2 separate regions of the Homo sapiens genome follow, and region 2 is linked to region 1. A link is an interaction called in ENCODE POLR2A ChIA-PET data of the cell type or tissue named here. Cell type or tissue: Panc1. All regions are shown on one strand. Each heading gives the region's core, and the rest is flanking DNA. Links, peaks and the distances in the headings are about the cores only. Region 1 overlaps SPATS2L (spermatogenesis associated serine rich 2 like). Region 2 has its middle 110 kb from the start of SPATS2L.

Region 1 (2,916 bases), core at 112-2,611:
CTACTGTCTGGCTGTAGGATCCTGAACAAATTAATGAATCAACGAATCTGGAGTCCGAATATTATGCACACCATACAGTCATAATGTGTCAAACAAAATGATGTGACCCACACTGATAAGGGCTCTACAGAAGTTAGTTATGCCTTAAGACACTGAGGGCAGTAATCTGTGGATGAGTTGGCCTGAAGGGCTTTGAGGGAAGGGCATACGGACTGTCAGAAAGACCTGGAAGATAGCACCTGTTGCCTTAAGAGATATGCAGAGCTTCTGGCTAACACGGTGAAACCCCGTCTCACCAAAAATCCAAAAAAAAAAAAAAAAAAAAGAGCCTGGCATGGTGGTGGGCACCTGCAGTCCCAGCTACTCGGGAGGCTGAGGCAGGAGAATGGCGTGAACCTGGGAGGCAGAGCTTGCAGTGAGGGGAGATCGTGCCACTGCACTCCAGCCTGGGAGACAGTGTGAGACTCCATCTCAAAAAAAAAAAAAAAAAAAAAGAGATATGCAGAGCTTTATGTGTTCACGATGGAAAAGCCAACCTGTGATAGGAAACCAGATCTTACCAGGTTGGATCAGGAAGGGGAACCCTCCTGGAAGAGGTGATGGGAAGAAACTGTGACTATAAAGAGAACAGTCCAGTGGGATTAGATTCCAGTGAAATCTGATAGGCAGTGTGACTCAGTGTCTTCTCTAGTGGTGGTTTGCCTGCTGTAGTCTGTTGGACTCTTAAATTCTGAGAACTTCCTCTCTTGGTTTCAACCTGGGCGGCTGTTTTTATTTGCTTCATGAGTAGGCATTTTGTATAAGATTTTGTTAGGGGCAAAGGTTCTTGTGCTAAAAACAGAAGTTTGAAAGTCCTACATTATAGAAAATGGCCTGAGAGGAGTGGTAACTACCTTGATGTGATTATTTCTCCCTCATTCGCAGGATCTAGGACCAGTTTAGGCCCTTTCCAGAGGGCATACAGCTTCCTTTCATCTGAGGCTTAGCGACTTCGCGGACCAACCATGCAGTTTGCCTTGTCCAGGTAGTTTAGCCAGGTAGCCATAACTCAGTCTTGTTCTTGGGTAAACAAGTTTTCACTTTTGTACTGGGTTCCACCTTGTCTCCTGCATTCCCAAGTCCTGGATTTGTGTTCTTGTGGAGGGACCCCAAGTTGTCTTAGTTAAGGATCCTGTCATGTTTCTCCAAGCCTTCTTGGGACAGTAGTGTCCCTAGGGTTGGGCCACTGCTACTCCCTTCTAGGCCTCTTTAGTACTGAGAACTACCAGCAAGGGTCAGGAAACTTGATAGATATTTAGAATTGAATAATTTGCCTGGAGCTTGGCTTTTCCCTGGCTCCAGACCCCTGAGAGCAAATATTCTTGCTAGTTTGCAGTCCCGCTGGTCTCTGAGTCCCATTTGTACAACTTGGAAGGAGAAAGGAAGACAGATATAGGGCTGATTTTCTTAAATTATGGTGCATTCATATCTTTGTCTCTAGTGGGAAGGTTGGTCTTATGTGTGTATGAGAAAGGTGGCCGCCTTTATGTTGTGGTTTCAGAATCCATACTGCTGAAAAGGGCACTTCAAATATCAAGTTTCTCTTTTTTGCTCTCCAATATGTGAAAGCCTACGTTATAAAAACTCTATTTAGTTTCCTATGACCAGTATGATTTAGAAGAAAAAGAGGACGGGCTTTGGCACTTGAAAGACCTGATTTTGAGTCATGCCATTGCTGGCTATATGAATTTGAGCAAGTTATTTAATCTTTCTGGACCCCAGTTTTCTCATGTATGAAGCAAAGTGAGTAACGCCTACAATTCTGTTATGATTTTGTTGTGACTAAATAAGATAAAATATAAAGTGCCTGGCACCAGGGCCTAAAATGCAAATGCTATGGAGGTGGTAAGTCAAACTTATCCTCATATCTCAGTATATCTCAATTCACCCTCCTTATGTTGAATAATTTTATAGACCTTTCCCTGAGACTGATCAGGAAGAGGATATGAAATCTGGGGCAAGGGGCCCAGATTTTACCCAGCCAAGGGTGACAAAGGACCAGAAGGAAGTTGCCTTCACATTTTGCCTAAGTCCCATTCTCCCTATGCTTTGCATTTGTGAAAATATTCATCTGAGATTATAGGTACAGCATGAAGCCTTGGAAAAAAGGCATGTTTACATCCTCTGCCAGGATAGCATAACAATTAACAAAGCAGGTTTTTGAATCTCTGAATAGTCAGGTGCACTGCCATCAAAATAAACTTTTATTTCTATTCTTTGCTGATAGATTACAAATAAAGCCACTAAAATATCCTGAAAAAGAAGATTTATATATGAATTGGACACCAGGGACAGATTTTTCACACTTATTTTGTTGGAGCAGTTTTTTCCTTAGCTGTGGGTGTTTGGGAAGTTCTTTTGTTGTAGCTTTTGTTGCTTACAAGAGGGAAAAAGCTTTAGTATGCTAAGGTAAGAATGATTTTGATTGGAGGCAATATTGTTCTCAGTGTGGGCTGACTTTCACGTATTGTAGTGATTACCAGTACATAACTGAGAAAACCCATTTGTTGAAGTGCTGTAAACAGCAGAGAGTCTGATCTCACATACTGCCCTGATCGACAAGTGTTTATTGTAGGAATGTGGTCAGTCCTGTAATTTTTTAAGGGAAAAGGGGAAGATGTTATGCCAGTCACTGTGATTGCAAATGCCCTGATCTGGCAGGTCTTTTTCCTTTCTCGTTTATTTCTCCTGTGGAATCTGAATGGTGGATTCAGTACATGTACTGAGCTTCCAGTGACTTGGTCAGCTCTTGATGCAATTGATCACACCACTGTAATTCCATACCCTCAATTTTAGTGCCATATCAAAATCATGAACACTCAAGGAGACCATGTAAATCTACGTCCTCAAAAATTAGAAATAATGGCATTAAAAATG
Region 2 (2,916 bases), core at 192-2,691, 120 kb before region 1:
CGAGTGTGTGTGTGTGTGTGTGTGTGTGTGTAGTGGTTTAGGGGAAATGCTCATTTGTTTTGCCTTGATATGCTAAATTTATGGTGCCAGAAAGACATCCAAGTGGAGACGTGTAACAGGCAATTGCTATATGGGCAATGAACTTAGGAGGAGGGTTGCATTAGAGATTTAGCTTTTGGTGCCATCAGCATATAGCTGAAAGTAGGGGACATTGTCTATAGAGTTTAGAGGAAGAATATCAGACTGCCAAGAAAAGATTTCTTAGGGCTACTAATATTTAAGGAATGAGTAGAAAAGGAAAGATTGTAATGATGTGTGAGAAGAAGCAGTCAAAGATATAAAAGAAAAATCAGGTAACTGTAGCTAAAAGAAAAGAGAAAAACATTTTTGAAAAAATAGAGCAAAGCAACAACTGAAAAATGTCCTTAAGATTTCACAACAAGAATTTGGGCAAGATAATTTTCAGTAGCCTGGCGGTTCAAGGATATCGCATATTCTTATCCTTAGTGTAGAAATGGTAACAGCAAATGTAGACAATTCTTTAAAAAGTTTGATTGTGAGATGCCAAATAGCCAAAATAACCTTGAGCAAAAAGAACGAAGCTGGAGGCATTACATTCCTTGATTTCAAAATATCCTATAAAGGGATTATAATCAAAACAGCATGAAACTGTGTAAGAACAGACACATTGATCAGGATAGAAAGCCCAGAAATAAACCCAAAAATTTACAGTCGATTTTTTTTTTCTTTTGGCTTTTTTTTTTTTTGACAGTTTCACTCTTGTCACCCAGGCTGGAGTACAGTGGCATGATTTCGGCTCACTGCAACCTCCACCTCCCGGGTTCAAGCAATTCTGCCTCAGCCTCCCAATTAGCTGGGATTATAGGCATGCACCACCATGCCTGGCTAATTTTGTATTTTTAGTAGAGACTGGTTTTCACCATGTTGGCCAGGCTGGTCTCGAACTCCTGACCTCAGGTGATCCGCTAGCCTTGGCCTCCCAAAGTGCTGAGATTGCAGGTGTGAGCCAGCACACCCAGCCTGATTTTTGACAAAAGTGCCAAAAAAAAAAACACAATGGCGCAAGGAAAATATCTTCAATAAATGTTGTTGAAAAACTAGATATCCACATACAGAAGAATGATATTAGACCTTTATCTTGATATTAGAACCTTACACCATATACAAAAGTCAGCTCAATATGGATTAAAGACTTAAATCTAAGACCTGAAACTTTAAAACTTCCAGAAGAAAACCCAGGGGGAAAGCTCCACTACATTGGTCCGGGCAGTGATTTTTTGGATAGGATTCCAAATGTACAGGGAACAAAAGTAAAAGTAGACACATTGATGGCGTCAAGCTAACAAGTTCCCGCACAGCAAAGAGAACAATTAAAAGAGTGAAGAGACAACCCACAGAATGAGGGAAAATATTTACAAACCATACATCTAAGAAGAAGTTAATACCCAAAATATATAAGGAAGCCAAACAACTCAACAGCAAGAAAATAAATAAGCCAGCTGAAAATTGGCTAAAGGACCTGACTGACCAATTTTCAAAAGAAGACATACAAATGGTAATAGGTATATGAAAAATTCTCAGCACCACTAATCATTAGGGAAATGCAAGTTAAAACCACAATGAGACATCACAGCTTTTCGAATGGCTTTTACCAAAAAGCTCGAGATAAGTATTGAAAAGGAAGTACAAAAAGGGAACCCTTATATACTGTTGGTGGGAATGTAAATTGGTACAGCCACTTTGGTAAGCAGTATGGAGGTTCCTCAGAAAACTAAAAGCAGAACTACTATGCAATGCAGTAATCCCACTTTTGGATATATACCCAAAGGAACTGAAATCAATGTGTCAAAGGACTCTCTGCACTCCTGTGAACATTGCAGCATTGTTCACAATAGCCAAGATATGAAACCAACCTAAAGGTCTGTAAGTAGATGAATGGATAAAGAAAATATGGTACAGGATTAAGATGGCAGATAGGAGGCAGGACTAGCTTGCAGCTCCCTCTTGGACAGACAGAGCAGCATGTGGAGACTCATATTGTGAACTTTTGCTCCATGAACTACCACAGCAACATACCTGGAAAGCCAAGAGAATCCACAGACCCTTTGAAGGAATTGGATCACCTCTGCAGGCTCCCCAGATGCCAAAAAGCTGTGAGTCTGCTTGCTTTCTCAGCAGGGAGGCTCATGGTCTGGGGCAAGTTCTCAGGCCTGGTCACTGGCTGCCTGGACTTGATGCAGTTGGAGGAGCACAGTGGGAGTGAGACCAGCCCTTAGGACTACAGGCTGTGTGGCAGCAGGGTGAGGCCGGTGACTGCCAGCTTTACCCCACTTCCCTGGCAACCTGTGTGACTCAGCAGAGGCAGCCATAATCCCCCTGGGAACAAAACTCCATTGGCCTGGGAGCCACGCCCCCAGCCCCTACAGCAGCTGCAGCATGCCCCACCCAAGGAGAGTCTGAGCTCAGACACATGTATCCCTGCTCCAGCCTGGTGGTCTTTCTCTACCCACCCTGGTTGTTGAAGACAAAGGACATAATCTCTTGGGAGCTCTATGGCCCTGCCCACCGCCTCAGAAACCTGAATATGTAACCAGGCCACCCTAGGGCAACTTTGCTTCCTGCCTGTAGTACCACAGTTGATGCACTCTTGAAAGCGCCACCTCCTGGCTGGAGGCCAACCAACACAAAACCAGTGCACTGAAAAAAAATACAACCAAAGACCCTCACAGAGTCCACTTCACTTCCCTGCTTCCTCCACTGGAGCAGGTGCTGGTATCCACAGCTGAAAGACCTGAAGATGGATCACACCACAGGACTCTTTGCAGACACTCACCAGTACCAGCCAGGAGCCCAGTAGCTGTGCTGGGGCCAGACCCAGAAGAGCAAAACCAATCA

Evidence for each region. ChIA-PET counts read pairs that join two places held together with the same protein. Peaks named below come from ENCODE experiments on the same cell type or tissue, not always from the same donor. Only the 100,000 strongest peaks of a DNase experiment are listed, where the experiment ranks them.
Region 2: POLR2A ChIA-PET joins it to region 1 with 8 read pairs; 3 of 35 experiments call an interaction of 5 or more read pairs at or near these places.

Annotation. Positions count from the first base shown.
Region 1 is chr2:200,315,552-200,318,467 of GRCh38, forward strand. The region is part of intron 1 of SPATS2L (spermatogenesis associated serine rich 2 like); the gene reads left to right. Among named protein-coding and RNA genes, the nearest start is that of SPATS2L, 10 kb to the left of the region's middle. In Panc1, for the core only: no CTCF peak of the experiment used is centred there; no DNase peak of the experiment used is centred there; H3K27ac peaks cover 2,316 bases.
Region 2 is chr2:200,197,448-200,200,363 of GRCh38, forward strand. No RefSeq gene overlaps it. Among named protein-coding and RNA genes, the nearest start is that of SPATS2L, 110 kb to the right of the region's middle. In Panc1, for the core only: a CTCF peak has its summit at 2,668 (motif pointing left); no DNase peak of the experiment used is centred there.